2 separate regions of the Mus musculus genome follow, and region 2 is linked to region 1. The links are chromatin loops, found by intact Hi-C in ENCODE. Cell type or tissue: heart. All regions are shown on one strand. Each heading gives the region's core, and the rest is flanking DNA. Links, peaks and the distances in the headings are about the cores only. Region 1 holds the start of Vasp (vasodilator-stimulated phosphoprotein). Region 2 holds the start of Gpr4 (G protein-coupled receptor 4).

Evidence for each region. A loop is a pair of places that touch in the nucleus more often than their neighbours do. Peaks named below come from ENCODE experiments on the same cell type or tissue, not always from the same donor. Only the 100,000 strongest peaks of a DNase experiment are listed, where the experiment ranks them.
Region 2: it touches region 1 in a loop (2.9-fold over the local background); 4 of 42 quality-filtered maps call a loop at or near these places.

What each region holds. Positions count from the first base shown.
Region 1 is chr7:19,265,813-19,282,205 of GRCm38, reverse strand. It overlaps Vasp (vasodilator-stimulated phosphoprotein), which reads left to right and starts at 10,352. Exons shown (of 13, transcript NM_009499.3): 1 at 10,352-10,692. The coding sequence starts at 10,688. It overlaps Ppm1n (protein phosphatase, Mg2+/Mn2+ dependent, 1N (putative)), which reads left to right and starts at 2,157. Exons shown (of 5, transcript NM_177691.3): 1 at 2,157-3,099; 2 at 3,819-3,936; 3 at 4,016-4,121; 4 at 4,196-4,256; 5 at 4,997-5,399. The coding sequence starts at 2,182. The coding sequence ends at 5,008. In heart, for the core only: a CTCF peak has its summit at 5,736 (motif pointing right); DNase peaks (open chromatin) are centred at 9,725, 10,445, 11,965, 12,295 and 1 weaker place; H3K4me3 peaks cover 4,070 bases; H3K27ac peaks cover 4,383 bases.
Region 2 is chr7:19,201,664-19,218,056 of GRCm38, reverse strand. Eml2 (echinoderm microtubule associated protein like 2) reads right to left here. Exons shown (of 22, transcript NM_001347582.1): 18 at 16,130-16,227; 19 at 15,461-15,548; 20 at 14,985-15,080; 21 at 14,025-14,155; 22 at 11,575-11,971. The coding sequence ends at 11,846. Gpr4 (G protein-coupled receptor 4) reads right to left here and starts at 5,519. Exons shown (of 2, transcript NM_175668.4): 1 at 5,423-5,519. RefSeq lists an enhancer at 1-1,078. In heart, for the core only: CTCF peaks have their summits at 5,496, 7,841 (motif pointing right) and 8,917 (motif pointing right); DNase peaks (open chromatin) are centred at 5,476, 6,576 and 6,646; H3K4me3 peaks cover 1,139 bases; H3K27ac peaks cover 765 bases; H3K27me3 peaks cover 517 bases.

The DNA of each region.
Region 1 (16,393 bases), core at 5,501-13,500:
CAGGACAGCCAGAAACCCTGTCTCAAAACAAATAAACAAAACTCGTTTTTTTCTTTTTTAAAAAAAGGTTTGTTTATTTATTTTATGTATGTGAGTACACTGTAGCTGTCTTCAGACACACCAGAAGAGGGCATCAGATCCCAGTACAGATGGTTGTGAGCCACCATGTGGTTGCTGGGAATTGAACTCTAGACCTCTGGAAGAGCAGACAGTGCTCTTAACCACTGAGCTGTCTATCCACCCCTCCCCAACTTATTTTCTTTAAAGATTTGTTTGTTTGTTTATTATGTACAGTGTTCTGCCTGTATATATGCCTGTATGCCAGAAGAGGGCGCCAGATCCTCTCATTGTATATGGTTGTGAGCCACCATGTGATTTCTGGGAATTGAACTCAGGGCCATCTCTCCAGCCCTAACATTTAGTTTTACAATTATTTGTGTGTGTGTGTGTGTGTGTGTGTGTGTGTGTGTGTGTGTGTGTGTATCCTGTGGAGCATATAAGCAGGTCACTCTGCTCCAGTCACACGTTCATACCCAGCAAGCTTACTCTTCAGAGTAGGAGCTTTGGGAAGTTTCCGTTCATTCATCCTTTCAATAGTCGTCTATAGAGCATGTGTGGTAAGACAGGTACGTAGGCCCCAGCGGGATACCGATAAACAAGTGAGACAAAACTCCTATTCTATCCTGCCTCTGCCATATCATCAACACCTCTTATGGGCAGTTGTGGCCAGCACCAGGTCCCAGAATTCCCTCTTTCTACCATGTGGGTTTGGGGGATGGAATTCAGGTCACCAGGCAAAGGGCTTTTACTCCATTGAGCCTCCTTGCCCAACCCAAAGCACTCAAAACTTTTAAGGCTCAGAGAGGAGCTTAGACATGGGTGGGGTTGAGGCAACAGCATAGAATGATGTAATAGATGGGATCTGAGCTACAGATGTGGTCTGGAAAGGCAGCGTGTGAGGTTGGTAAAATGACCGTGAGCAGGAGATAGGACAGCTTTGATTTTTAAGCTATTGTTATTATAGTTAAGTTGGTTTTTGTTGTTGTTGCTTTGTTTTGTATTTAAGACAGGGCTTTATGCAGCCTAAAATGGCTTTCAACTCCTGATCCTCTTTCTCCCACCCCAAGTGCTGGGATTACAGGCCTGTAATACCATGTCTGGCTTGGAGGCCATCTTTGATCAGAAAACACCCAAAAGGCAGAAGCAGGAAAATCAAGGAGTTCTAGGCCAGCCTTGGATACAATAGTGTTTGAGTCCAGCCTGGGCTACATGAGGATCTGTCTCAAACAAACCACAACCAAACAAAAGGGCTTGGGAGGTGGCGCTCAGCCCACATAGGTGTAGAGCTTTGGTTTAGGCAGTCTACGGTCAGAGGAGGTCCTTTAGTCCAAGACGTGGGTTCTAGAGTTGAAGTCTCTGCCACTGAGCTGAGTCCCAGGAGATCTGACACCGTTTTCTGACCTCCAAGCACACATATGGTACATATGCATGAAGGCGGAACACCCATACACATAAAATAAATAAATTTAAAAATAACCTATAAGAAAAAAAGCCAGTTAGGGTGGATAGGCAGATCTCTGAGTTTGAGAGCCTGGTTTACATAGAGATTTCCTAGCCAACCAAGGCTACATAGTGAGACAATGTCTCAAAAACCGATAACAACAAAAACAACAACAACAGTATTACTATTATTATCCATGTAAAATAGTGTGTGCGTGACCTAAGATAGAGCTCAGTGGGTAAAGGCAATTGCTACCAAACCTGATCTGAGTTCGAGCCCCAGGACACACAAGGTAGAATAGGAAAACTGACTCTCACAAATTGCCCTCCGATCTCCACACGCATTAAATGAGTGTAATAAACTTTTAAATAATGTGTTATACCTGTAAAATAGATTGCAAATAACTTGCTTTTATTCGCCAAGCTCAATCAGCCCCTGACCCAGAAAGTGTGGGGAAAGAAAAGAAATATTATATATGTATATTTTTTTCTTTACATATATTTTACATATACATTACAATATATTTCTTCTACACTAAGAGATATATATATCTCTTAGTGACCCGACTTCAGGCCAGGTCAAGGGATAGGAAAGAGATTTACTTGGTTTAAAGTCTCACAGAAAAGAGATTAGGGAAGGCGGGGACAATGAGGGAACCTTCCTGATCTCCTGGCCGGAGGATGGCGGCCTTTGTCCGCCTGCTGGAGCGACTCGGATGGGCCGCTCGAGCTCAGCAGGTGGTGGAGCAAGAGGTGGAGGAGGAGTGCAGCGTGCCTGGTGCGTCTGGGAGTCTCCTGGCTGCGCCCCGGTGTTGGCAGAGGCTGCACAGGGGTGCAGCGGCCACATCCGGCCTGCGCTTCGGGGCGAGCGCCGTTCAGGGCTGGCGCGCACGCATGGAGGACGCGCACTGCGCTCGGCTGGCTTTGCCCGGGCTGCCATCAGGATGGGCTTTTTTCGCCGTCTTGGATGGCCATGGAGGAGCTCGGGCCGCGCGCTTCGGAGCTCGCCACCTCCCAGGTTACGTGCTGGGGGAACTAGGTCCTGCGCCCCAGGAGCCCGACGGCGTGCGCCAGGCTCTTCGTAGCGCCTTCCTCCAAGCAGACGCGCAGCTGAGCGCTCTCTGGCCCCGCGGCGACCCCGGTGGCTCAACGGCTGTGGCTCTGCTCGTGTCCCCGCGATTCCTCTACCTGGCACACTGCGGGGACTCGCGCGCGCTTCTGAGTCGCTCGGGCTCTGTGGCCTTCTGCACCGAGGACCATCGTCCCCACCGGCCTCGGGAACGCGAGCGCATCCACGACGCCGGTGGCACAGTCCGTCGACGGCGCGTGGAGGGGTCCCTGGCCGTGTCGCGAGCCCTAGGTGACTTCGCCTACAAGCAGGCACCGGGGAGGCCTCCTGAGCTGCAGCTCGTGTCCGCTGAGCCCGAGGTGGCTGCGCTGGCACGCCAGGATGAGGACGAGTTCGTTCTCCTGGCTTCTGATGGCGTGTGGGACGCTCTGTCTGGTGCTGATCTGGCGGGGCTAGTGACGTCGCGCCTGCGTCTGGGCCTGGATCTGGAGCTACTCTGTGCGCAGCTGTTGGACACATGTCTGTGCAAGGTCCTGGGGCCACTGCATTTGGGAAGAAGGGGTTTCATTGATAAAGAGTGGGGCTGAGCTAGAGGGTGTGAGTGACTTGGGTACTTCTTGGGCAGAGCAAGAAGGATGCTCTGAACCGTGATGGAGACTAGAACTGGCAGATAGGCAAATGGGACGGATTTAACAGAAGGAGCATGGCCTCGAGGATTTGTGCTAGGACTTCAGGCTAGTCCTGAAGTGTGTCTGAAACAGGAAGAGTCCTTAAATAGGAAGAATTTAAAAAGATTTGGCTGTCTATTTTATTTAAATTGTATTACATTTTAATGTAGTGTGTGTGTGTGTGTGTGTGTGGTGTGTGGTTTACCACATCATGCATGTGTAATTCAGAGAACATCTTATGATAACCAATTCTCTCCTTCCATCAATGAGTCCCAGGGATGGAACTCAGGTTGTCAAGCTTGGTGTCAGGCAAGCGACTTTGCCCATGAGCCATCTTGCTGGATTGTGTCTGTTTTCGTTAATGCAGTATCGTGGCTAGGCCAGGCAAAGGGCATGGTCCTCCGAGAGATGAGTCCAAAAGGGAGAGAGCTTAGATTAGATAGGGACGGATTGGTCAGATCCGTGAGGGAGACTCCCAACACTAGAATTTCTGACAAGCCATGCCCTCAAAGGCATGGAATCCTGGGACGGAGCGTTTGCCCCGCCCACCAGGGTCTTTCTTTTTCCTTCACTTTATCCAGGGAAGTCTGGACAATATGACCTGCATGGTGGTCTGCTTCCCTGGGGCCCCCAGGCCTTGTGAGGAGGCAATTAGCAAGGAGATGGCTTTAGACGAAGCCCTGAGCCACAAAGTTGCTGGTGAGCAGGTCAAATGGCCAGTGGGAGGGGTGGCTGGCCAGTGTGGGCTGTTGGCTCACCTCCTCCTCCTTCTCCTCAGAGCTGTATGCCTCTGCTCAGGAACCTCCAGGCCTAAACACGGTTTTCAGGACCCTGGCCTCAGAGGACATCCCAGGATTGCCTCCTGGAGGAGGGCTACACAGCAAGTGAGCAGGGGAGGTAGGATGGGGCAGGGTGACGACAGGACCAGGTCTCCTGAAGGCTTCCCTTTGCTCTTTAGGGCCGCTGTCATTGCTGAAGCTTACTCTAAGCTGCATCAGACCCCAGGGGAATGTCAAGAGGTAAGGCAACCTACCCTGCATCTTTGCCCACTCGCCTCACCCCTGCTATTCCAGCGCTCTGGAGTGAGGAACTTAGGTAAGGCAGTTGAAGGCTACTCTGGACTACATGTGACTCTGTTTAAAAACAACAACAAAAACAAAAAAGGAAAAAAATAGGGAGAGAGAGAGAGAACTAGGGGAAGGTACGGGAGAGATGGCTCAGTAGTTAAGAGCATTTGTTGCTCTTGTAGAGAACTCATGTTTATTTCCCAGAATCCATATGGCTGACAACTCTAGTCCCAAGAGATCTACCACCCTCATCTGGCCTCTGCACACATGTAGTGTACGTATACATACATGCAAGCAAAACACCCATAAACTTAAATTTTTTAATTAAATTTAAAAAGAAAGAAACACCAGGGGGCAGGAGAAATGGCTCAGTGGTTAAGAGCACTGGCTGCCCTCTGTAGTGGGATCCTATGCGCTCTTCTGTCATGCCTGAAGACAGCAACAGTGCACGCATGTACATACCATAAATAAGTTTTAATAAAAAATAAAAACAAAAAGAAAAGAAAGCCGGGCATGGTGGCGCACGCCTTTAGTCCCAGCACTCGGGAGGCAGAGGCAGGCGGATTTCTGAGTTCGAGGCCAGCCTGGTCTACAGAGTGAGTTCCAGGAGGCCGAAGTGGGTTGCTTCTCTCTCTCTCTCTCTCTCTCTCTCTCTCTCTCTCTCTCTCTCTCTCTCACATTTTGTGTTTCAGGAGGAGTGGTGAGATGGGGCGGAAGCCATGGGCGTCCACTCAAGCCTTGAACTCAGGCCTGACAGCGGCCATCCTCAGGGGACCATATGCACATCTCAGGGGAAATCTGTGCTTCCCTACGAGGAGAGCCAGGGGAAGGCAGGCCAGCCGAGGAGGAACTTCAACTCCTTGTTTCCTCTTCTGCTTCTCCCTCACCAGTCTCATGAGGGGGAATTCCGCCATCTCCCAACAGCAGAAAACCCAACTAAACCCCCTTCTTTTTCTCCCCCTTAGTATTTAAAGCCAAACAGATCTTAAGTGATCAGCAAGTAACAGCCTTTCTATTTTTTTTTTAACCTATGCTACAAGGAGGTGGTGATAGACGTGATTATGAAATTTTACTTAATAAAAGTAACTCCAAATGCATTCCCTTTCTTCGTTGTTGTTGTTGTTGTTATTGGTGTTCTTACTATTTATTTTGAGTGTGTATGCTGTGGCTTACATGTGAAAGCTGGAGGGCAGTGCTCAGGAGACTGTTGCAGGGTTCTCAGGATTGATAACAAGCTCCATTACCTGCTGGGCCATATCGTTGGGCTGGTTTCTTTTCTTCTTTTCTTTCTTTCTTTCCACCCCCCCGCTGTGTGTGCTCCTTATTTATTTATTTATTTATTTATTTATTTATTTATTTATATGTATCTGAATCTTTTGCCTGCAATTTATCCATGTGCATTGCATGTGTGCCTGGTGCCTGCACAGGCCAGAAGAGGGCATCAGATCCCTTCATACTGGATTTACAGAGGGTTGTGAACGTCTTCCCGGATGCTAGGAACCAAACCAAATTCTTCTGCAAGAGTAGTAAGTTCTCTGAAATGCTGAGCCATCTCTCTCCAGCACCCCTTTAATTTTTGTTCTGCTCATAGAGCCCAGGAAGGCATTGAAATGGAAGCCTTCCTGCCTCCACTGCTCATGTGCTGAGATCACAGGCATGTGCCACTTCATCTGGACCCATAAGTACATTTTTCTATTAAAAGTGGTTTGTTGCCCCAGATATTCAGGCACCAGCTTGTGAGTCCAGCACACCTGGGATTGGGACAAAGATGATCGACGATCAGGATTTGGACAGTCTCACACACACACACACACACACACACACACACACACACACACACACAAATATCAGGGCTGGAAAGGCTCTCTGGTTAAGAGTGCTTGCTGCACAATAAGGATCTGGTTTCAAATCCATGCAAGCAGACATCGTGCAAATTCCTGAAATCCCAGCTGCAAGGGATCTGACACCCTCCCTGGCCTCCACAAGTGTGCTGATGCACGCACCAGCATACACTCCTGTACACACACTCCATTCATTGGTTAAATTAGAAATTAGTTGTGCTGGGCATGGTGACCCATGCCTTTGAAAACAGACTCAGAATGCAGAGGCAGGTAGATCTCTGTGATTTCGAGGCCACCCTGGTCTACATAAGTTCCAGCTCAGCCAGGCCTAAGTAGAGACAAAACAAAACAAAAGAGTGATTTGCATATTCCCTGGTCAGCAAATGTGCAGGGAGCCACTGTCCTGTCATCAAGCCCTCTTCATAGCTGTGGGCCAGCTGTGAGATCCTGGAGGCCCAGTGCAGATGACAGCCATGTTTGAGGAGACAGCAAACAAGGGGAGCAATAAATAATAAATAATGTCAAAGAAAAAATGCAGGGGAGAAAAGGGGAAAAAATGAGCAAGGAGGTTCACTTGACATTATTTTTTCTTTTTTTTTCAAAATCTTGGGCTGAGTAGAATGCTCAGCAGGTACCCCGAAGACTGACAGAGTCTGATAATCTGGAACCCACATGGTGAGGGTCAGAGGACAACTTGCGGGTGCCGATTCTGTCCTTCCACCATGTTGGTCCCAGGAATTGGACTAATATCCTTAGGCTCTGGAGCAAGTGTCTTTACCCACTGAGACACCTCTGTGGTCCTGCTTTTGTATTTTAAATATGTTGTAAGAAAAAAGATGTGCCAGGAAGTGGTGGCGAGCGCCTTTAATACCAGCACTTGGGGTTGGGGTAGGGGGCAGAGGCAGGAGGACTTCTGTGAGTTTGAAGCCAGCCTGGTCTATAGTGCAAGTTCCAGGACATCCAGAGCTACACATAACCAGAGAGAGAAAGGAGAGAGAGGAGAGAGAGAAAGAGAGAGAGAGAGAGAGAGAGAGAGGAGATTAATTGGTTCCTCGGGATGAGTATGCAGCTGAGTGGAACAGTCTTGCCTAGTGTGCAAACCCTGTGCACACACATGTGCACACAAACACATACACACACAGAAACACAAATGACCAGGCTTGCTATGCTTCAAGGGTTTCCACAGGGACTTTCTATTTGTGTGTACGTGTTTGTGTGCACATGTGCCCCTGTGTGCATGAGTATGTGGTGGAAGTTAAAGGTGGGCTTCAGGAACATTTTCCTTCACTGTTCTTTGCCTTATTTTAGAGACAGGATCTCAGCAAACCTGGCGCTCAGGGATGCAGGTAGCCAGTGAAGCACTGCAATCTGCCGTGTCCCGCTGCCTCCAGTACTGGTGATGTTAAGAGATGTATTTTTATATGGGTACTGGGGACCCCATACCCAGTCCTAATGATCACAGAACAGGCACATCACAGTCTGAAGCTGTGTCTCCAGGCCTGTTAAATGAGACTTTTACAGGAAAAAAAAAGCTAGCTTATGCTTTAATGAAGGCGATATGGAGCTACACTCTTCCCATTTCACAGAAGCTCACATGCAGTGTGGTTCTCCTTTAGTTGGATAACTGTTGTTCTAGCTTGGCCTTGTTGAGAACACAGAAGCCGATAAAAATCTGAGCTTGTTGTGGTGCACCCAGAGCCTGAGGGGCTCGGAGAATTATAGCCCAGTCCAGACCAACCTGTGGGTGGTGACTTCTCAGGGGATCAGAGGACCCTTCCATGGGGGTCACTTGAGACCATAGAAAACCACAGATAGTTACATCACGATTCATAACAGTAGCAACATTACAGTTATGAAGTGGCAAAGGAAAATCGTTTTATGGTTGGGAGGTCACCACAACACAAACTTTATCAAAGGGTCACAGCGTTAGGAAGGTTGACAATCACTGTCTTAGATGGATGCATGTGTGGGGGTAGATTACCCAGGGTTTTATTTTTCAGACAGGGTCTCACTCTGTAGCCCTGGCTGACTTGGATCTCACTATGTAGACCAGGCTGGCTGACCTGGAACTCATTATAAATAGTCAAGGCTGGCCTCTAATTCACCGAGACCTACTTTTACCCCTGCCTCCTGAGTGCTAGGGTTAAAGGTGTTGTGCTACCACATCTGGCCCATTTGTGGTTTTGGTTTTTTTGTTTTTTATGTGCACGGGTGTTTTACCTGTATGTATGTATGTCTATGTACCACATATGTGTCTGGAGCCTGTGGAGGCTAGAAAGGGCAATTAGATCTTTTGGAACCAGAGTTACATGTGGTTGTTAGCTGTCATGTGGGTGCTAGGAATTGAACCTGGGTCCTCTGCAAGAGCAGCCATTGCTCTTAATTGCTGAACCATTTCTCTATCTCTAGCCAATAAAGGAATTATCTTAAACCACAGATTCTTGTGTTTGCTTTTGTATATACTTGTGTGTGTGGTGTATATATGTGGTAGGTTTTGGTTTTTTGTTTGTTTGTTTGTTTGGAGACAGGGTTTCTCTGTATAGCCCTAGCTGTCCTGGAACTCACACTGTATACCCTGGCCTCGAACTCAGAAATCCGCCTGCCTCTGCCTCCCAAGTGCTGGGACTAAAGGCGTGCACCACCACTGCCCAGCCCATTTGTGGTTTTAATTTTAAGATTTACTTGTATTATTTTTAATTATATATGTGTATGGAGGTGGTGGGCATGCACATATGAACGTAACCCTATAATTACAGTTATTAGCCCTGTAAGTGTTGGGAATTGAACTTGGGTCCTCTGCAAAAGTAGCAAGTTTTTTTTTTTAATTTATTATTATATGTAAGTACACTGTAGCTGTCTTCAGACACACAAGAAGAGGACATCAGATCTCATTATAGATGGTTGTGAGCCACCATGAGGTTGCTGGGATTTGAACTCAGGACCTTTGGAAGAGCAGTCAGTGCTCTTAACCGCTGAGCCATCTCTCCATCCCCCCCCCCCCTTTAACTGCTGCCCTACTTCCACAGGCCACTTTTGTTCTTAAATATATAACCTCAGATGACGTTAAAGTCACCCTGTAGCCCAGGTTGGCCTCAAACTCGTGATCCTCTTGCCTCAGCCTCCTGGTTTGAGCAGGACAACTAACTGGTGTACTAGATTTTTTTAGAGCAGAATTACTGTAAGAGTTTGGCCTGAAGGTTGAGGTTCTTACAAGTGAAGGACAACAGGGAGCCAGCATAGCATCCAGGAAATGGATTGGCCAAAGGCCACGTGGATTGATTCTCGTGAGTTTGGGAGCGGGGGGACCCAAATAAGCTAAACCCATTCCCTGTCTCTGAGCCTCAGTTTCTCGATCAGTAAGTCAGGAACTGCCATTTTCTTAGAGTTACCGCCTTTCAGCCGGCCAGGTAGAGCTCTACGGGAGGGGCGTGTCTGCATGATGATGTAACTCTGGGCGGGGCCTATGGGTCCCACTGCGGAAGGCTTGGGGGAGGGGGGGCTCGACTCAGCCCGGACGTGTTGGCGGGGAAGGGGCTCTAGAGGAGGGTCTCCGGGCCTCTGAGCCTGCCGGATTGTTGGGACGATCCTACTACCCTCCGTGGGCAAAATTAAGCTGTAGCTGGGCCCGCGTGGGGAGCAGATCGGGGTCTCACCACCAACCCTTCGCTCCTAGTCTATCCCCCACCCTTACCCCCGCCCCCACCCCAACCACGACCCGGCCGCGGTGAGTCAGCGGCCCGCCGCGCCCCCTCGCTCACTTCCTCCACACCTTCCCCGGGAGGGTGGGGGGCGGCGAGGGGTGGGGCTCGGCCTGAGAAGCGAGATCTGGGGAAGAGAAGTGCGGAAGTGTTACTTAAAGGTGGAAATTGATGAGATCCCTTGCTTAACCAAGGGTACCCCCATCCCCCAAAAAATAAACTGAGAAGTCCACGGAGCGAGTTGGAGTGGAGAACCTACACCCCCAGATCTCTACTAAAGAATTTGATAGTGGAGACAGCTAGAGATCAAAGAAAGGCCCCTTGTCTCTTCCACCAAGCTTTCCCCTCCAACTCCGGAGTGAGGCTCAGGGTGCACCCCCACGCCACAAGACCGGGAAAGGAGTGCAATTGCGGAAGCCCAAGGTTCCGCGTTGCCTTTTAAACGCTCTCCATCCCCCGCCTGGAGGCGTCCACGGCCCCTTTAAGGCGCAGGGAATTGTGGGTACGGGGAGTGGAATTTTGGAACGAAATGTAGCAAAGAGAGTACAGTAGTAAGAGTAACCGCGTAGGTGCAGCCGGCCGAGGGGGTGCGCCGGCGAGGTTCGGACGCTGCACCCCGCTTTCCATCGCAGGGGATCCCAGCACATCAGAACACCGGTGGGAGGAGGCGCCTGAAGACCCGCCCCGGCCCGGTCCACGTTCTCCCCAGGAAGCTGGACTCTATGGGGCGGGACCCCGAGAGAGACTGAGCAGAACCTGGAGCCAGCCCCGCACCCCTGCACTTCCAATCAGGGGCGCCCCGGGAGCACTCCCCGTGGGCGCGCCGCCCGCCCTCCGCGCAGCCATGAGGTGAGCCCCGAACCCTCCAGCCGGGTCCCAGCCGGGAGCCGGCTCCGCGCCCCGCCTTTGTCCCCCTCCCCCCCTCCAGCGCATTTGGGGCTAGATTTAGGGGACACAGCGCTTTGGGCGTCCCAGATCTGAGCCGGTGCCTTCTGGAACGATCTCTAAATATCGACACCCCGTTTCTCCACACTACTCCCTAAAGGCTTGGGGCGGTGCCGGCTGAGGTTCTCTTGATGGCTTTCAGGTTTAGGGGCGCTCTCGGGACTCAGAATTTGAAGACTTTTGGGGGGAGCACCTCTGAGTTCTCAGATAGTCAGATCCTCGCAGGGATGATCTAGTATAAGCGGGCTCAGAGTTACCGCCCCCAAACTCAAAACCAGGTGGGAGGCTGGCTAGAGAACCCTAGCCCTAAAACTCTTGAGTCTCAGGTTGTGGTTGGAATTCGGATCCTTGCGTCTAGGGCACTGGATGAGAGTCCCAGAGTGGAATCGCGGTCCTTAACTTTAGGGGCACTTCTTGATGTTCCTAAATTTGGTGGACACCGAGGTTCTCCTGTGGAGGAGTTCTTGGGAATCTGGCCCACGGGGCCTAGAGGGTCTGGATGGGACTCTTCTCCCCTTAGGCAACCAGGTTGGGTCCTAGGGCCCTGGAGCACTCCAGGCCCAGGGCGGCTCCTGGACCCCCGGGCCAGAGGACGGTTCTGGTCCCCCCCCCCCAACCTGGTGGCCGGGGAGGGAGGGGGCGCAGCAGCTGGGGGAGGGGGGCCTTTGTCTTCCTGACTCACCTGTCGAGACAGCTGGTGTGGGGGGCGGGCCCCCGAGTGAGCACTGTGGCCAGCTGCTTTCCCCACACCACAGTCCCTCCCCCTGGGCTCAATGTCGCTGGGTGTTACCCCCTTCCCCAGGCCGTGGGATTGGAGGAGGGGGCGCTGGAAAGCGTCAAGGTCATAGCCTTCTCCCTCAGGGACCCAGGCTCACTAGCTTCTTCCAGCTCTCTTCCTAGGAATTTAATCTTGTAGGTGAGGGGGATACAAAGATTTTTTTTTTCTTTTTTCTTTCTTTTTTTTTTTTTTTGTATGTCTTCCCTGGGACTTGCCCTGAACTCCTGGGCTCACCTGAGGGCGGGGCCTGGCCTGACAGAGGCCTCCCCTCCTCTCAGCCCCAGCCACCCCCACCCCCCCATAATCTCTCCCTTGGGGCCACATCTTGACAATACTGTCTCCCTTCCTCCACTTTGGCTGGGACTTCCTGCCCCAAAGCCCCTGGCTGGAGGAGGAGTCTCCTGGGGACAGTTTGGGCTTAACCTCCCATGTGCACATCCTCCAGTCTTGCCCTCTGACATCTAGGTGACATTCCTCTCTAGGACCCTGAGCTAGGACCCCTCCCTCCCTCCCGGCCTCCCAAGTCTGTCCCTTGGCTTGTGGGAGTGTTGGGATTTGGAGCAAGAAGGGGTACATTGAGACACCCTGGAGACTTCCTGCCTGGCCTTCCCTCCCCCATGGGAGCTCTGTCCCCCTAAAGGGGGTCAGTTCCTCCACTGCGCCCCGCTGCCCCCAGCCCCGCCCCACCCCCACCCGTTTCCGGTCCCAGGCCCGGTGGAAGGCGGATGGCGGATGTCCGAGTTAGTGCCGCCTCACTCGCTGAGACCGTAAAAGGGCAGGAGCAACGTCTAGGCCGGCCCCCTGCACTCCCACCCCCAGCCCCGGTCCTCCTGCAGCCCGCCCCGCTCTGGCTGTGGCCAGTGCCAAACCTCCCTCCCTCCCCTGAGGGTAGGCACAAGTTGAAGGAATCCCCCACCCTCTTAGGAAAGGGTCTCCCTCGTCCTTGGTCAATTGCTGGGCTGTGTCACTTCTCCAAGGACAGCTAGGATTAGAGACAGAGACCCCGACCCATTCCTTATTTCCTTATTCCCAGCTGGGTAAACTGAGCCCTGCCCCCAAGACTTTGAATCTTGGCTCCAGCGCCCTCAGAGGTCTTATGCTGTGGTGGGGAAGGGGGCAGGACTGGTTTGACTGGGGACAGCCCTAGGGGGAGTGGGAAGGGAGGTGGTTGAGATGGAAAATTACAAGATACGGTTCTTTTTCTCCCAGTTTGACAAATATTTGCCGAGTGTCTGCTGCATCCGGGAGCTGGGAAAGGCAGAGAAGGGGTCAGAGGTCTGAGGGCTCTTGGGCAGAATTCTGAAAGAATGTGCCTCACTCCTTTCCTCTTGCAATAACATGAGCAGCGGTTCTTCTTTTCTTTTCTTTTTAAGTGATGTAGCAGGTTCAATCACTCTTCCTGCCAGGTGGGGTAATATGAGTCTGGTTCCGTTTTAAATCTCCACCGCAGTTGAGTGCAGTGCTAGTACAAGCATGTGCTCCCGGTCTTACCCCCATTTTACAGGTAGTAAAACTGAGGTGCAGTGGTGTTAAGGAAATGGCCTGTTAAAGTTTAATGGTTTGGGAGTACGATGTGGTGACTCATGCCTCTAAGGCAGTACTCAGGAGGTGACTACAGGAAGACCAAGAGCTGGAGGCCCTTGGGCTATTGAGTCCCAGTCTCAAAAATATATGAAAATCAGTTTAGAGGTGGTAAAAGTTTGAATTTGTACCTAGGACTGTCTAAATCTAGTAGTATTACAAAAAAAGAAAACTAGAACCATCTATGGGTTTGGTTTTTTGTACAAATAACATACTTTTACCATTAACACTAACCTCCCATAAGGTCATCCTCTGCTACATAGCAAGTTGGAGGCCAGCCTGCATCAGAGACTTAAGAGTTCAGTGTGTGTGTGTGTGTGTGTGTGTGTGTGTGTGTGTGTGTGTGAAAGAGAGAGAGAGAGAGAGAGAGAGAGACAGACAGACAGACAGACAAGGTTAAGGGTGCAAGGAGATGGTGGGTTAAGGTTGTGGGCGGGTAGCAATAGAGGGGACTACCAGTATTTGGCCACCTCTGTCCTCAGAGGCTCCCTCACTCTTAGGGTTCCCAGCTGCCAAGGTGGAGTCTGTCAGCTGCAGGGTTGTGGGTTTGAGTCTGTGTTGTTTCCTTTTATCTAATGGACTCAGAGTGTTGGGAACTCCAGGTCTGGGAAACTGAGGCATGGGACATGAAGCTACATGGAAGGAGGGCAGGTCTGGAACCGGCTGCCCAGGGAGGAAAGAGACTCACCTTCCACTGTGAAGTTTCTGGGGATCGAACTCTGGTTATCAGGGTTAGCAGCAAGCACCTTTACCCACTGAGCCATCTTGCCAGCCCTTCACTGCTCCCATGGATTCCAGATCCTCCTGCCTCCATCTCCCAAGAGCTGGGGTCACAGGTATATACCTCCTGTGGGGATTTTCCACTCCAGCTCCTTGTTGGGACAGGGTCTCACCATGTGACCCAGGCTGGCCGCAAGCCTACAAGGGCTGTCCTGCCCTTGCCTCCCAAGTACAGGGCTCTCCAGCCCAGAACTGCTACCCTTTATTATCCTTTGCCAAAACATCGGGTCCCCAAGGATCCCTTTGGCTCCCCAGTGCATCTCAAGAACCTAGAGTGGTACCCAGCACTAGGCAGTACTCAGCAGTTGTAAACAGCAGACTCAACAGTAGCTGCTGACATTTTGAAGGTCGACAACACTGTTCCAAGCATTGGGCTCCAATTTCCCGACGAACTACTCAGCAATCAGATGAGCTAGATTCAAGCCTCAGCCCCTTGACAGATGATGAAATGCAGGCACAGAGAGGTGAAGACACTTGGGCAAAGATCACACAGCGAACGAACGAACAGAGAGGCTCCCTCTTGAATTCATGTACATTGAAAGATGAGAAAACAGTCTGGTTGATAATTTTAAAAGGGCAAGGTATGAAGGAAGAAGTGTAGATCATGGGGGTGCTGCTTTAAAAAGGTGGGACGCCTAAATATACTCACTCATAGGCAAGTGATGTGCGCAGCTTCTCAGGTGACAGGGGCCTGGGGAAGTCACACTTCCAAGGCTTCACGCTTTTGACCTACATTCACATTTATTTCTTAACCTTTTCTTTTTTAAGGATTTGGAAAAAAAAATAGTTTATTTTGACTTCGGGTGTGTGGAGGTCAGAGGACAGCTCCTGGTAGTCTGTCTCTCCCTGAACCAGCCTCGAGCTCAGGTCCCGAGGCTCAGAGGCAGGCACCTTCAGCTGCTGAGCCATCTTGCCGGTCCTGGTTTGGTGTTTCATTTCCTTGAGACAGGGTCTCACTGTGCGGCGCAGCCAGCCTGGCCTGCTGGCCTCAAACGTGAGATCCTCTTGCGTCAGCCTCCTGAGTGCTAGGATGACTGGGCGCAGGCCCCATCCAGCTGAGGCTGGTTCTGGTTTTTGTTTTTATCCTGGGCTTGAGTTACAAGGGTGTCTCGGAACAAAAGATTGTCAAGCAGAAAGGGGGTGTGCAGATGAAGTGGTCAGGGAGGAACTCTGGGAAGGGAGGACATCTAGGCAGAGCCGGTGGTGGTGGTGGTGGTGGTGGCTGGGGGTGGGGGGAATGTGCAAGTGGAAAGGGGATGTTGGAACGGAATGTAAAGGTTGGAACAGACTGAGCAAAGGCAAGAGGGAAGGAGAGACTGGAGCACAGGGGACCTCACAAACCTTGGATGGGGAGGAGACAGGATTTGGGGAGGGGTTGGGGGAGTGGGTGAAGGGGTGAGTGGGAGGGGACAGGGACATGGGGACGGATTGGACTCTGAGATTGGGTCTTAAGAAGGTCCTTCTATAAGATCATCTTTAAGGTCTAGTTGAGGTTAGGACCCAGCCCAGGGTTATGCAGACAGCAGTATTCCCTCAGTACTAGAGCCATGTCAGGGCAGGACCACCTGAGAGGCCAAAGTGCATCTGGGTGGGGCAGTGATGCCGAGTCTACCCTGGGCGTGTGGCCAGAGTTGGCTCTGGGTGTGGGTGGCAGGTGTGGGTGAGGCTTCAGCCCTGCCCTGCCAAGGGTGCCTGGGCCAGAAACAGTCCCTTGAAGCTATGCTTGTTTCACGTGGCCCCTGATGTTTGGGAAGGACCCACAGCTCCGTCTGCGGTTAAGAGTGGGGTTAAGAGTGGGACCTGGCAGCCAGCTCATCTGACATCAGAGCCTCTCTCTGAGCTGCTCTGTGCCTGTGTGACTGAGGATAGAACACTCCGCCTCTCTGGGCCCTCTCCGCTGTCTGTATCCAGGTAGAGTGCCATCCACCCTGAAGGGACACAGTGGGACAGGAGGAGTGACCTAGCTAGGCTTGAGGCGTGGGCCCAGCTAAAGAGCTGGTAATAAAGCAGCATACATGCAAAGCTGGGGTGTCTAGCCCCCAAGGGGCTTTCCCTGATAAATTCTCACAGCATGGCGTCACGTCCCAGCCCCCAGCCCTGCCATTGTGGGGTGAAGTTTCTCTCCCCTGGAAACCACAAACTTCTTCTTTTCAGGAAAAAGCCTGGTGGAGATGGGGTGAACTCCCCCCACTTCCCCTGTCTGGTGGGGGTGGGTGGGGCCTGAGCTCCCCCCAACTTCCCCTGTCTGTATGTGACCTTGACCAAGTTACTTCCTGTCTGCAAGCCTTACTGCCTGCCCTGGAGAACTGAGTCTTCCAGGAGGACAGGTGTGTTTGTGGGGGTCTTGTGTGATGGAGATGTTCAGGGAACCCTAGTACTGATAGTACTGAGCACTCAGTACTGACTGGGTGAGTGCAGGGTGCCTCAGTGGTGACAGTGACCAAGCCCTCAGTACCCCAGTGTATA
Region 2 (16,393 bases), core at 4,601-12,600, 63 kb after region 1:
TCCAGACCAAGTCTTTCCCCTAGTGTCTGTTTCCTCTTTGCCCACCCCCCTCTCTGCTGGCGTGCTCTCTGCTCTCTCTCTCTCTGTCTCCCGCCCTCTTCCTCCCCCCCCCCCTTTTCCTTCAGAAGCCTTAACTTCTGCAAAAGAAGGGTATTGTCTCTACCCTAATCACATCACACATGAAAATCTTTGGTAAAATGAAGCATCTTCAGTCACATATTCAGTATCTGGGCCTGGGGATGCAGCTTACTGATAGAATGCTTACCTAGAGTCTAACAGTGGGTGCTGGGGTGTGGCTCAGCAGAAGAGTGCTTCTCTAGCAGGCACGAGGTCCTGAGTTCAATCTCTCTTACCACAAAAAGGGAACAGAAGGCTAAAAAGAGTGCCAGACACATAGCTCAGTTCATGAAGTATTCGCTTAACAAGCACGGAGCCCTGGGTTGTATCCCCAACACTTCATAAATCAGTCGCATTGGCCCAGGCCTATGATCCCAACAGGTTAGCCTGGGATAAATGAGACCCCGTCTCAAAATTTAAAGAGAAAGAAAGAAAGAAAGAAAGAAAGAAAGAAAGAAAGAAAGAAGGAAGGAAGGAAGGAAGGAAGGAAGGAAGGAAGGAAGGAAAGAAAGAAAGAAAAAGAAAGAAAGAAAGAAAGAGAAAGAAGGAAAGAAAGAAGGAAAGAAAGAAGGAAAGAAAGAAGGAAAGAAAGAAGGAAAGAAAGAAAGAAGGAAAGAAAGAAAGAAAGAAAGAAAGAAAGAAAGAAAGAAAGAAAGAAAGAAAGAAAGAAAGAAGGAAGGAAGAAAGGGTGTAATGGGCTGAGGATATGACTCAGCGTGTAAGCGACTGCTGTGCAAGGTGAGGGAGCACCTGCCTTCAGATCCTCAGCACCCACATAAAAACCCATGAGAGAGAGCTGGCTGCCCCCTGGAGCTCCCTTCTGTGGCCCCCCGGGCCCTGTTGAGACTGGAACAGGTACACAGGCAGCAAAGACATTCCTGCAGCCAACGGAAATGAACTTCCCACTGCCAATTTCCTCTCAGGGAACAGAGTCTGGCATCTACCCTGTCCTCAGCCTACCTGAGTCATGAGGATGCTAGACGTGGGGCAGAGAGGCAGTGACAGACAGACAGACAGGACATCAAACTGACCTTTCTTCTTCCTACCTGACATTTGACTACCACCACAAAACCCCCACCCCAGCCCCAGCCATCATAGAACCTCTGATTCTTAGAATTCCATGATACAGGTTTACATAGTGTGGGAACAGGAAGCTATTTTTTCCCAGGCCATATAGGGAATCTGAGGTCCAGAGAGGAAGGGCTGTTATTCACTATCTGAGATGAACAGTATCTCCTTTCCCGGTGTTTCTTTCCTTTCATTCCTGTCCTAATGTCTTTCTAGGGGCTTCAAACCCCTTTGAGAGTCTGCTAAAAATCAGAAATTGTTATTTATGTATTTTTCAAGACAGAGTTTTTCTGTGTAGTCCTGGCTGAGCTGGAACTCACCCTGTAGATCAGGCTGACCGTGAATTCTGAGATCCACCTGCTTCTGCCTCCTGAGTGCCGGGATTAAAGATGTGTGTCACCATACCTAGTTAATAAGGATTTTTAAAGAACATGCACACAGGGCTAGAGAGATGGCTCAGTGGTTAAGAGCACTGACTGCTCTTCCAGAGGTCCCAAGTTCAATTCTCAGCAACCACATGGTGGCTCACAAACATCCAATGCGTTCTTCTGGCGTGTCATATAAATAAATCTTAAAAAAAGAAGCACACAAAAGTGACCCTGGGAAGAGGTGAGCACATGCCTGACACGCATCACACACACACATACACACACATACACACACACACACACACAGACACACACATATACACACACATACACACACACACACACACACACACACACACACACACACTGACCCATCATGGCTTGGTCAGTGTTATCTTAACCCTTACGTGAGTCTTTTGGGAAGTGCATAGAAGCACAAATTCTACACCCCTGTAGGAAAAGATAAGTTAAAATATGGCACAACTTTTGGGGTGATGGGAAAGGATAGCCTGTACCCCAAGCCCCAGTTGGCCACAGCAACTAAAGCCAGAAAAATGCCTAGTCCCAGAAGCCCGCCTCTCCCAGTCCCCAATACAGCAAAATTCAAAGACATGGAGGTTGAAAAGCCAAGAGAAAGCAGTGATAGGAGCCCCCCCTTCATTCCCCCTCATCAACCCTTAGCACACTCACCACCCTCATTTCCGAAGCCACCAGGCTAGCTCCCCCTGTTTCGCTCCACCATGGGCTCCCAGTCTCCCCCATTCTGGAGGCCCCGGGGAGCAGCCAGCTCCGGTCTGCTCATTAGGGCTGAAATGTGATCAGTGTTTCTCGCTGCCCACCTGGTGCCTTGGCAGCAAGCGGAAATGGCTAGGGGGGTGCAGTCAGGCCACCTGGCTGGGCCTCAGTTTCCCCATTTCTATTAAGGAGCATCTCTGTTCCCCACCCACCCCCACCCACCCCCACCCCTGACCTCTACACCCACACCACCCAGCAGGACTGTGGAATTCTTAGAGCTACCCTGCTGACATTCTAGGATCCGGCAGTTCTCAAGTCCCGAGATTCTATGGCCAGCCCCGTTTGTGGTCGAATGTTCTAACACTCTAGAGCCTTGATTCTCTGCTTTCTGTTATTATTATCCTCGCCTTTGCCAGCACGCACACCCTTGTCAGTTTCCAATATTCCAGGCGTCTCCCGGCCCCAAGATTCTGAAGTTCTATTGTTAGAACCCTCTATGATTTCAGAAAAAAAAAGAAAAAAATAAAATAAAATAAAACACACGCTATGACTTTCATAATCTATTATTAAACCCTGGGTGATTTTTATCTTTTCCCAGCAAATGAATACACGTTTCCCTTTTCGCTCTTTGCCGAAATGAGAACGCTTTGTAAATAGGTGAACCCTACTTCCTCTTTCCCCCCACATTCCTGCTCTGACTTAAAATATTCTGAGGTGCTGAAGGTTCACAGAGTTGGGGGATCAGGATAGCTGATCGCTTGCCCCCCCAAATTATATTCTCCCCACCTCAGAAGGGACGAACCTAGAAACCCAGGCTGCTTCTGACCCCTTGCTCAGCGGTCTGGCCTCGTCCCTCCCTGTTCACACCAGCTGAGTTATTATTTGTCTAGACACAAACCAAATTATAGGCCCTGTCCCGGGGGAGCAGTGGGCTTTGAGGGGAGGGTCAGGAGACAGGGGTGGAGTTAATTCACTTGGCTTCTGTCTGTCTGTCTGTCTGTCTGAAACTCCTCCCCCTCAACCCCTCAGGCCAGGCCACCTCTGGTCCCTTTCTCTCTCCACCAGCAAGCCCTCAGAAATATCTTTTCTGCTTCGCTCTGCAAACCCTCCCTTCTGGTCTCCAGCCATTCATACCCAAGTCTGGCACAGCTCCCTACTCACTTAGCGGACCTCATTGCCCAAATTAATCCGACTTAGTGGTAGTGCAAGAATTCAGGTCTCCAGATATGGTCAAGGGAACCTAGGTCTCCGGATATGGGCTGCGGTTAGGCAAGAGTCCTAAGCCCTGAGGCTGGCGGTAACTTACTTCTGCTCTAAGTCCTCAGTTTCCCTGTGTGTAAAATGGAAGGGGCGTGGCCTGTGTGGTTCCCACAGGTGTTTTGTAGCACACAGCTGTGGGTAGCATAAACTTTCAAGATATCAGCACGCATATGCACAGATTAAAGGGCCAGAACATCAAAAGGGCCTTGGTTCTCTGTGCTTGTCAGGGTTTCAGCATTCCAGGTCCTATCTATCATTCAAAGACAGAAATTGGCCCAGGCTGGCCTTAGACTAAGATTCTCCTGCCTCAGCCTGAGCTACAGGCCTGTGCCACTACAAGAGTCTTTTGAGACAGCGTGTCATGTAGCCCAGGCTGGCCTGCAACTCCTAACCCTCCTGCCTCTCACCTTCCTAGTGCTGGGATAACAGTCAGGTACCGGCATGCCAGCCTCCAGGGCTCCCAGGTGGTCTGCGTTGGGAACCCTTGCCCATCTGACTCAGTAGCCATTCCTAGGAGAACCCCAAACCCCAAGTTGATCAAGTTCAACCTTAGAGACATGCTGGGAAGCCCTTTTGGTAGATTTCAGGGGGTGTAGCTAGTCGGAGGGTCTAGAAGGAGCGCCAAGGTGTTCCCCATCATTTACACTAGTGTCCCCAGTACGAATCCAGCTTGAGACACACACCACCACCACCACCACCACCACCACCACCACCACCACCACCACCAAAGCTTTGGGAATTCTGGAGCTTTGTCTTAGCCCGGTTGAGAAATGCTGCCCAGGAGTTCAGTTCCAGGGAAGGGGAGTAAGACAAAGCAGGAAGGAGTTAACAGAGACCCAGCCAAAATTCTGGAAGGGAGGAAGGAAGTCCATTCCCCCCCACCCCCACCCCCAGCCAGGAATTCCTGAGACAGGAGGGTGGGGTAGGTGTGACCTCAGAAGCCATGGGTGACTACAAAGTAGGTACTAGAGTCATGGTGTCACTCAGAGTCCATTTGCTCTGGATTGCAATCCCACTGTCCCCTACCCCAATCCTAAGCAGCCCCACAACCTTGAGGAAAAGGTTCCAGGATGTCTCAGGACGTAGGGAGAGTGATGGGGGCAGAGGCACTAAGAGCCAGAGAACCAGAAAAGAGAGGGTGGGAAGAGACACACTGAGATGGATATACAAAGTTGGGGTTTGTTTGAGTTGGGGACATACAAAGAAAAAAAGGAGGGGGTCTCACATAAACAAGGGAATGGAGGCCAAGGATGAGGTAGAAGGGATCCAGAGGCAGATGGGAAGAGCAGGTAGGGGACCCCAAAAGATAAAGAAATAGAGTCCATTGGGTTTGTTGCTGAAGAACACCTACAACATTTAAGGGGCTGAGGCAGGAGGATGGCCAGCCAGTTTAAGGTAAACCTGAACTGTACAGACAGAATCTGTCTATAAAACGCCAGAGGGTGGAGAGTCGGGTGTGGTGACATATACATGTAATCCCGGTATACTCTAGGAAACTGAGGCAGGAGGATTGCCGTGAATGTTAGGTCAATGTGGGCATGAGAGTGAGTTCAAAGATAGTTTATGGTATGCAGTGAGATCGAGTGTGTGTGTGTGTGTGTGTGTGTGTGTGTGTGTGCGCGCGCGCCCGCGAGACAGACAGAGAGAGAGAGAGAGAGAGAGAGAGAGAGAGAGAGAGAGAGAGAGAAATGAGAGAGACCCGGAGGCAGGGGATCTTAGGGACCCCAGGCTCAGGAGGGAGAAGCAGAAAAGATGAGTTCTCCAGAGCCGAGTGGCGGAGAGGGGTCGCTGCGGGGAGACTGAGGCAGCGGAGCGGCCACCCAGAGTCTTGGACCTGAGAAGGGGTAGAATGGGAACGGAGGGATAGCACCCACCTGCTCCGCGGCTGGGCTGGGCGACCGGCGTCTCTGACTTGGTCCCGACTCTGCACAGCACAGGGACCCGGCGGGCGCCCCCGCGGGGCAGGACAGCAGCGACAACCCCTGGCCCGGGGCTGGAGTCGGAACCCAGGCCCCGCCCCAGCCAGGCCCGCCCCCATTAACCCCTCCTCTGCCGCTCCCCTGCACCCCACCGCGTCCTCCCCCCCCACCTCAGGAACTCAAGCCTGGAAATCTCACCTGCTGCTTCAGGGGTACAATCCATTAACTCCTTCCTTACCCTCTCTCCAATTCCACACTTCGAATTTAAGCCTTCTTCTGGGAAAGGTAGCTTAGCTTGGGACCTTCCTTCCTGTTGCTTCCTTCTTTGAAGAGCCCCCTCCCTGCAGGCCTCTGTTAATAACCTTCTCCATATCCCTCTATCCCTCTAAGGGACCCAGAACAAAGGGGTTTGTCTCAGCAGACAGGCGATTGCTACTGATGCTGAACTCAATCCCCAGGACCCACACGATGGAAGGAGAGAATGGGATTGTGCAAGTTGTCCTCTGACCTCTGCATTGTCCGGTGCCATACACCTCAGATAGATAAATGTAAAGGAAAACATGTTACATGGTGGCCTCTTAAGTATCCACCTCAAGTCGAAGGAGCCTTGGGGGTCAGAGTTTAGGCCTTGCCTCTGTTTCTTCCACAGTCAAAGTAGTCAGACACAGTCCTTTTCTCAACCTGTCTCTTGTCACTTCACAGAGAGCATAATGTAAAATCTATTTTAAAAAAGTCTCGTTCTGGGGTACCTGTGCATGCCTGCACTCTCTCAGCACTTGAGAGGCTGGGACAGGAGGATAGCTGAGAGTTTTGAGGGCAAAGTGGGCTAATGAAGTTCTATCTTTAAAACGTTTCGACTTGGCTGTCCAGGACACCCTAGTCTGCCCTCTAAAAGTCTGATGTACCCATAGATCACTTCAACACCTCACTTTGCCAGGACTGTACGTTTCTATCCTTTCCTGATCATCAGCCTCCCTGCTGGCGGGAGGGCCATTCTTGAGTTCAGGTTGATTACTCTTGTGTGTCTGTTGCCTGGAAGTGAAATTCCCATTGTTTTCAGGAAGTGTGCAAAGGTTCCAAAGAGCCGCATTGCCCTCTTTTTATCTCGGTCGGTCACTTCCTGCACAAATTAGTCCTGAGAGGTCATTTATAGACTCAGGGACTTCTGATCCAACAGGAATACAGCCCTCCAAAAACAACAGCAGTGATGGTGTTTACAATTCTAGTTTACATAGTTATTTTATCTTGGCTGAGAAGATAGAACCTATGGCCTTACACACACTAGGCAAGAGCCACACCCCAGCCCTCACTGGGGAATTCTAGGCAGGGGCTCTCTCACTGAGCCACACCCCAGTGCCTCACTGGGGGATTCTAGGCAGGGACTCTACCACTGAGCCACACCCCAGCCCTCACTGGGGGATTCTAGGAAGGGCTCTGTTATTGAGTATACCACTCAGTATTGTGTTGGTTGTTTCAGACAAGATTTTATTATGTAACCCTGGCTGATTAGAGATTCAGAGAGGTCCACTTTATTCTGTCTCCTTAGTGCTTGGTTCACCATACCCAATTCTTTCTTTGTTAGTGTGTGTATAGTAACATCAGGTGCCCTTGTGTGAACATGTACACATATGTCTGTGAGGATTTGTGTGTGCATGTATGTGTGTGTATGTGCACATAGAAGCCCTTTTAGGTAGTTCCTCTTAGATTTTTTGTCTAAGATTTTGGTTTAGTTTTGGTTTCTCTATGTAGCCCTGGCTGTCTTGGAACTCACTCTAAGAACAGGCTGACCTTGAACTCAGAAATCTGTCCCCTTCTGCCTTCCAAAGGCTGGAATTAAAGGTATGTGCCAACTCATCTAATTAAAATCCTTGTTTGGGGGCTGGAAAGGTGGCTCAGCAGTTAAGAGCACTGACTAAGTCCTGAGTTCAGTTCCCAGCAACCACATGGTGGCTCACAACCATCTGTAGTGGGATCTGATGCCCTCTTCTGGTGTGTCTGAAGACAGCTATAGTATACTCATATGCATAAAATAAATAAATAAATAAATAAATAAGTTTTAAAAAAAAATCCTTGTTTATCATTACTCTGTGTAGGGACATGGGGGAGCTGGGTGAGTATCTTGACACTCATATGGGGTGAGTGTCTTGGCACTCATGTGGGATGAGTGTCTTGGCACACATGTGGAGCCTTGTGGGGCTGGTTCTCTCCTTCCACCTTCATGTGGGTTTAAGGGGCCAAACTTAGGTTGTCCGTCCGGCTTGATAGCAAATGGTTTTACCCTCTAACTCAGCTCAACAACTACAACATGCCACACTATTTACAAATGTATATGTTTGTTCACATGTATGTCTGTGCACTCTGTGCCTGCAGTACCTGTAGGAGCCAGAAGAGGGAGTCGAGTCCCCTGGAACTGGAGCTACAGATGCTTGTGAGCTGCTATGTGGGTACTGGGAATGGAACCTGGGTCCATTGGAAGGGCAGTCAGCGTTCTTAACAGCTGAGCCATCTCTCCAGCCCCACATCCATGTCCTCATGCTTGGATGGCAAGCACTTTCCTGATAGCCGTCATCAGCCATCTTGTCAGTACCCCGTTCTTTCTTTTAACATCGCAGATTAGTTTCCACCCGGTCTACAGCTTCACACTAATCCAACGACTTAGAAGGAAAAGGGAGCTGTTGTAGCACCGCTGTGTGGCCTTGGGTAGGTGACCTCACCTCTCTGAACCAGTGAATTCTCTTCTTCCAGGGAACTTAATAGGCATAGGAAATGAGCTGGTTAACCACAAAGCAGGGACACTCACAGCATCAGAGAGTTAAAGGGCAGAGCCAAGGCAAGTGTCATGGCAACCTTACATGTAAATCCCAAGAGATGAGACATGGTTTTACCCAGCCCAGGAGGGCCTTGAACTTCACAAGCAGCTGAGGTTGACCTTGAACTCCTGATCCTCCCACCTCCATTTCAGATTGTTCGAGTTACAAGTGTGAGCCGCCACGGCCTGGTTCTGAAAAGCAAGTCAGAGTGCCCAGTGGCTTGGGTGGGGGTGGGATCGCCCTCTCCTCTAGCTAACCCTAAGTTGCCTCAATGTATTCCAAGTCATGGCAGGCAAAACACAGCTCCTCTCTGAGGATCACTGGGAAACATTCACAAAGGCTGGCGCTGACGGTTTTCAGAAGGACAGAGAGACCCTGGAGAGGACCTGCAGCTATGAGACCATCACCACCCAAGCCTTCAGGGTGCAAACACAGACCGAGGAACGAAAACTCCTTCTCATCCCCTACTCTCAGACTGGAGGGGACGGGAACTCTGGTTGGGTGCAGGCTATGCACAAGGCAGTTTCTCACGACCCAGCTCAGGGACACTGAGGGGACACTGAGGGGTGGATGGAGAATCACCAGCAATTTTTCCAACTGGCCTTTCAAGGGATAATTTTCCATGCAGATCCAAAGATGACCACAAGGGGACGGCAAAACATTAAGAGCTAACAAGCATTTGTTTCTCTATCTATAGTCTGGGTCACCTTCCCAGAACTTGGATTGTTGGAATCCATTGGGGGGCTGGGGGGAAAGAAGGCTTGACCCAAGAATGTCAGAAAACAGGCCTTTAAAAGCCTAGGGAGACTTTGTCTCAACAAAACAAAACAATAACAATAAGAAACAACTTAGAGATGTCTTGGAATGGTGGCGCACAACTGTGATCCCAGAACTCAGATGGCGGAAGCAGGAGGCTCAGGTTCAACCCCCAGCCACACTGGGATTGGCATACTGTACCCAGCTCGGCTCTTTACACGGGTGCAGGGGATCTGAACTCAGGACGTCATACTTGTATGGTGTTGCTGACTCCTTCCTGGGAGAAGACCTAGGCACAGTCTAGCCCTCCTCCCAAGAGCCCAAGACAAACCGAGGCACACGCTACTCAAGTGCGCACGGGGAAGCAATGAGGGTTTCCAACCTCTGAGGGGTCTTCCCTAGCCAGCACAGGTGAGGGATCCCCGGCGGGGATATGAGTGCTCCTCCCAACAGGCTACACCAGAAAGGCCTTTACCCAGAGGGGATGATGACAGCTCATATATGCATAGATGGAGCCCCACCCCACCCCTCTGTGCAACCACTTGCAGCTTGGACATCATTGCACACCACAGTGGCTAGGAAGTGGCTGAATACTTAGGGTCTTGTGTCCCAAGGGGGTGTAAACAGTTTTAAAGCCCAGCACAGCGGGATGGAGAGGTGGCTCAGCGGTTAAGAGCACTGACTGCTCTTCCAGAGGTCATGAGTTCAATTCCCAGCAACCACATGGTGGCTCACAACCATCTGGAGTGGAGTCCAATGCCCTCTTCTAATGTGCCTGAAGAGAGTGACAGTGTATTCATATACATAATTTTTTAAAAAAATTAAAAGTTTAAAAGCCCAGCTGGGATGTTTCTTTTGCAAGGGAACACAGGTGAAGTCCGTAAGATGGCAGGCACTTGTCTCAGAGGACAGTCACTACTGCAGCAAGCACTTTACAGACTGCACCCTTTGCACAAGCCCTTTGAGGAAGTTGAATTCAGTAGTCTTTGGATAAGACACACTCAGCTATTCAAACACACTCTAATTGCCACTCAATAAACAGTGCCCAAGTTCCTGCCTCTGACTGAACTGGGCAAGGAGACAGCTAGGAGACAGCATGGAAGTGACCAAGAATCCTGGCTCTTCCTACCCATGGTCCAGAGAAAGTGAGAGACACAGATCTGTCCCCAACAGGCAACACCCAGAGTTGTCGAGGCCTGTGACAGGGGCCAGGAGATAGCTGGAGCCACAAGAGGCTTTATTTGATTTTATTGGAAGGAGATAACACGCATCAGAACTTCCACCTGGAATGGCTCCTTCACCCTTCTGTGTTAAGGTCTTTCTGTTGCCCCTTCCATGATACCACTTTGGTCTCAGCATCTTCTGAGGCAGGTCTGCCCTTTCCATGAGGTAGTGTTGAGGTTGTCTTGGTTTTCACTGTACCCACAACCATGCACACACATTCACACACACACTTACACACACATGTATACTCACACATATTCATGCACACATACACACTTGTGCACACACACACACACGTGCACAGGCATACACATATACACAGGCATACACACATGAACACATATGCACACATGCACATACACACATATACACTCATACATGAACACTCATATACACACACATACACACATGCATGCCACATAGGAATGCTGCTTACAAAATTTGTTTGCTTGTTTGAGTAGTGGAAGGAACATTTGTATCCTGGCCAGACATTGATAGGACAATGCCTTCAGGCCAGTAGGTTGGAAGTTTGGTGGCTTCCTTTCTTTAGTGTGTTTGTGTGTGTGTGTGTGTGTGTGTGTGTGTGTAACATTGTAGACTCATTCAATCCTCCTTTGCACGGGTCCTCAAGCCACAGGCTTGCCCTGCAAGGCATCGTTAGCTACCGAGCTGCCTCACAAACCCTCTCCAACTTATGTTTTTAACTACATTTACTTGCCAGACATGGCTGTGCACACCTTTAATCCCAGCACTCAGGAGGCAGAGGGAGGTGAATCTTAGAATTTGAGGCCAGCCTAGAACATAGAGTTCTAGGACAGCGAGGGCTACACAGAGACCTTGTCTCAAAAACCAAAACCAAACAAACAACAAAACAAAAGAAAGTAAGGGAGACTGTCTTAAAGACCAAAGTAGATGGGGCTGGAAGGACGGCTCTGGGGTTCAGAGCACTTACTGCTCCAGCAGAGAACTCAGTTCTGTTCCCAGCATTTACCTTGAGCAGCTCACAACTGCTTACAACTCTAAATCCAAGAGACCTAGAGCCCTCTTCTGGCTTTCAAGGGCAGCTGAACACATGTGTAGTCATAGTCATAGATACACACACTACTACATAATGTATTTTTTAAAATTACAATAAAATCAATTAAATGTTACTGTAAATTGAAATCTCTTTTAAAAAAAATATAGCAGAGAGCAATTGAGGAAGACACCTGATTTTGATCTCTGGCCTCCATAACACACACACAAACACACACACACACACACACACACACACACACACACACACACACCCCAAATAAATAGACCAGACTCCAGACATCTCAGTGCATAAGTCTGTATTTCTGAATGATATAAAAGAATAAACTTAAAAAAAAATACCCCAAACCAAACACCAATGGCTCCCACAAGGCATGGTGGCCCATTCGTCCCACCCCGATAAATAGAGACCTCTGTCTGCTCCCGCCCGCCCCATAACCCCCTCTTCTATAGACATACTCTGGGTATATATTACTGTACTCCGCAATAGACATCTCCCAAAAATAGATCTCAACCCTGCCACAGGACGCTACCCTGGCCCCACACCCCTGCTTCAGGCCACCCGCCACTGCAGCACGCTCGTGTCTTTGCCCCCAGTGGTTAGGGCCATGCTGTCATCCCACAAGAAGGCCACATTAGTCACATGGCTGCTGTGTCCACCGTATTTGTGGCTGAGGGCCTGTTAGAAGCGAAGAAGAGGGAAAAAGAGGTCAGAAGAAAAAAACACTACCTGGAGACTACTGCTGTTTTCTTCTTTAGTGCCACACATAAACATGTGTGTGCACGTGTGAGTGTATGTGTGTGTATGTGTTTGTGCGTGTGTGCATGTGTGTGTGCGAATGTGTTACAGGTTTTTACTGTATAGTCCAGGTTGTCCTAAAGCTCATAAAGCCCTTGCTTCATTTTGATTTAATTTATTTGTTTGTTTATTTATGGTTTTGGTTTTTGGAGACAGGGTCTCCCTATGCAGCATTGGCTGGGTATCCTAGAACTTCCTTTGTATAGCAGGCTGGCTTTGAACTTAAAAAGATCTGCCTGCCTCTGCTTCCAGAGCTGAGATTGAAGGTATGCACCACTACTTGATTTAATTTTTAATTACATGTATATATGTGTGTCAGAGTATAGGTTTGTACAGTTGCCCATGGAGGCCAGAAGAATGTGTTGGATCTCCTGGAGCTGAATATAAGTCAGCCCCGTGATGTGGATGCTGGGACTTGAACTCAGGTCCTCTAGATGAACAGTGCATTCTCTTAACTGCTGAGCCATCTCTCCAGACACCCCTCCCTTCTTGTGTAGGCGTATGTGTACATGGATGTGCAAGTACCACAGAGCAAATGTGGAGGTCAGAAGATAACTCATAAGGGTTGGTTCTCTCCCTCCCTCTGCTATGAAGATCTTGAGGATTGAATTTCAGCCATTAGGTTTGGCAGTGAGCACATTTACCTGCTGAAGATATGGCGCAGTGGTAGAGCCCCTGCCTAGAATCCCCAAGTGAGGGGCTGGGGGCGTGGCTCAGTGGTAGAGCCCCTGCCTACAATCCCCAAGTGAGGGGCTGGGGGCGTGGCTCAGTGGTAGAGCCCCTGCCTAGAATCCCCCAGTGAGGGGCTGGGGGCGTGGCTCAGTGGTAGAGCCCCTGCCTAGAATCCCCCAGTGAGGGGCTGGGGGTGTGGCTCAGGGATTTGCCTAGTGCGCAAAGACTCTATTCCGTCTTCAGCGCTGAGGATAAAGGACAGATAAAACTTGTAAAACCTGGTTTCACTGAACGAATTACCATTAAAAGTGGGCTGTGGCGATCTCCCGTGGGGAGACTGTGCCCACACTCAGTATGGTTTACTTTCCTCTTTTTTTTCTTGAAGGCCACACTTAGACTCTACAGTCTTTCTTTTGAGTGCCTCTCTCTTAACCCTCATGCTTAAGTTACAGGTTAAGAACATCGACTGCTCTTTCAGAGGTCTTGAGTTCAATTCCTAGCAACAACATGGTAGCTCACAACCATCTGTAAGGGGTCTGATGCCCTCTTCTGGTGTGTCTGAAGAGAGCAATGGTATACCCATATATATAAAATCTTCATTAAATCCTAGCCCTGCATCATTAAGAAAAAACGTTGGGTGTGGTCAGGAGCAGACTCTTCCAGCCTGGGGCAACTCCTCTCAATAGCCATCTGGCTCTGTAAAAAATTGGTCTTTGTTCTGGGCCCATAGGGAAATCCTGGGTGCTGGGAATGCAAACCCTGAGCCCTATAGTCATACACCCAGCTTAGTGAGGACAGTGGCCTCTCAGATCTTATTTGTCCAGGCACACAGTAAGTGCTCATTTAATGCTTGTAAAAGGAGAGTATGCAATAACCCCAGAGCTATGGGTTTCATCTCTGAACCCTGGGAAAGACCCTGTGCCATGAAGACATCCAATAGCTGTGGGGAAACTACAGTTCCGAGAAGAGTAAGTAAGATGAACAACAGCAAAAGGCTAGGGAGGCAGCTGAGAGGGCAGAAAAGCACTGGGCTCCATCTCTGGCAACACATAAACGTGGGCTGATGGTGCACATCTATAATCCTAGCTCTGGGGAGGCAGAGGCAGGGGGGTTGGTGGGAATTGAACATCCTTGGCTATAGCGGGACTTTGAAGCAAACCTGGGCTATTTGAGACCCTCTTCCAAAAATAAAACATATATCCCCACAAAGGAGTGAATAGGCCTCCAATCCCACACCCTTAGGCTCTCCAGAGAGACTCACTCTCGGCTGACAGCAGGGGTAGCTGAACAGGTGCACTTTGCCAAAGTCGTCAGCAGAAACCAGCAACTTCCCATCATGAGAGCGGGCCACAGCATTGATGTCTGTGCCATCTGCTCCCTCGGGCCAAATCCCTGTAGACACGACAAGAGAAATGATAAAAATGTGCTTGGAAGCCAGGCATAGTGGAAGGAAAAGAAAAAAAGTTGAAGACCTCCTTGGGTAACTTATGGAGGGGTGTCTCAAAAAGTTGAAAGAAAGAAAGAAAGAAAGAAAGAAAGAAAGAAAGAAAGAAAGAAAGAAAGAAAGAAAGAAAGGAAGGAAGGAAGGAAGGAAGGAAGGAAGAAAGGAAGGAAAAAGCGGGAGTTATAGTTCAATGGCGGAGTCCCTGCCTAGAACCCCCACAGTGAGGGGCTGGGGGGTGTGGCTTGATCCTCCACACCCCAGCTTAAATAGCTCTCATTCCAGGAGGTCCTCCCTAACTTCTTCAAAGAGTTGGCCCAATACCCCTTCTCTAGTGCTACTTCACCTTTCTCAGCTACTCCCTATGTGGGTCACACTGTTTGGAGAGAGCTTACTGTCCTCACTTGACCGCGAGCTCCAGAAAAGCAGACCTGAGACTGTCATGATCACCACTATATTCCAGCACCACCTAGGCCAATGGTGCTCATGCAGCTAGTGACAATGGCTTGGGGACCTGAGGGAACAGGTAACTTAGAGGGGCTTTGGCGTGGAGCTCTCTGAGTCAGGTGCCTCCCATGAATTTAGTTTCATTTTAAGCTCTGAGGGACTTTAGAGGTAATTTCCCTCAGTTCTTCCTCTTCTGCTAGTACCATCCAAACAGTTATAGAGTGAATTCCCGGCCTGGAAGCCACCCGTATATAAGACTATGGAAATCACAAGTCAAGGTTATTTCTCAAGAGTTCTGGTCCTCAGTGGAAACTTCCCCATTCCAGAACTTACCAAACACTCCAAAACCCAACACACAAGTGGCGGTAGCCCATTCCACGTTTCTCACGGTGTCTGCACTGGTGATTTGCTTACAGGTGACGGGGTCCCCTGGGGCAGACAATCAGGAGAGGTGTTAAGGGCCTGAGGTACTACCTAACTAGCCAATCTATTTCCCAGCACTGAGGTTCAAGACATTCAAGACAGAGGGGTTGAAGGTCCCTGACTTATTTCTGTCTCCCTGGACCAGCTGAAGGCTAGATTTTGGGTGCTGACAGGCTAAAACCTGAGCTGGGTATATTTGCATAAAAGCCCTGCTGTCCATTCATCAAAGCCAAAGGGAACTAATAGGGTGCGCCAGGAAAGCAATCACATAGCTAGAGATTGCAGTTTCAAATCCAATCAGTTTGGACTAGCTCAGAGACCTGTATGCAAATCACATGCAAATAAGCGACAGAAGAAAGGAAACTGGCTAGTGTCAGAGAACTCACAGTACAGAATCTCGTAGTCTCCAGAGTTGGTGACAAAGCAGGTGCTGTCCTGGGCCCAATCCAGGTGGGTGATAAAACTGGAATGGCCCTGCAGGGGACGCAAGGGTCACTTAGAGCATAGGAGAGGGTTGAGCCAGGGAAAGGGGATGGATTAAATCAAGATTAGGAGGCAAAATACACAGAGTGGGAACACATTGGACTAGAGGGAAGGATACACAGGCCTTCGGAGGGTGGGGGCGGGGCTAGACTACCAAGGGCGGGTGAGGGTGTGGCAGACTGTGATGGGCGGGGCCGACAAAAGAGCTTAGAAGACAAAGGCAATTTAGAACAGGTGGGCAGAACTCCACACAAGGGGCGAGTTTTGAATGCGAGGGGCTGGGCTACACAGAGGTGCTCTTGGGATGGGAGGGATAGGTTTAGAATGCAGGGCCGGGGCTACAAATGGGGGCGGGGCTTGGAAGGTGAAGGTTGAGGCTACACGAAAGGGTGGCTTAGAACACAGTAAGGGATGAGGATGGGGGCCGACTGTGACGCCTTGACATAGTCAGGGCAAGAAAAAAAATCAGCTGCGTTCTAAAGCTGTGGCTGGCTCCCTTGTGGTAGAAAAAGTTAATTTTGCACCCCACTGGGCGGGGTGGTGGCGCGGGCTGGGGACCACTGCCCACTCACCGAGCACTTGCCCAGGCGGCTGACCTTGCGGCCACCCTGGTCCACCGTGTACACGTACACCAAGTTGTCGTGGGAGCCCACAGCCAGGTACGCCCCGTCTGGGGAGGGGGAGGGGCTATGAGGAAGCACCCAGACTCCGCCCCTCCCCCACAGTCCCCGCCTCCCTCCATGACTAGACCCCCCCATGGGGGGGGGGCTGTAGCCCCTCAACCCCCAGCCTGTACCGCTGAACCTCAGTCCCCAAGGCCCTGCCTCCCCAGGACC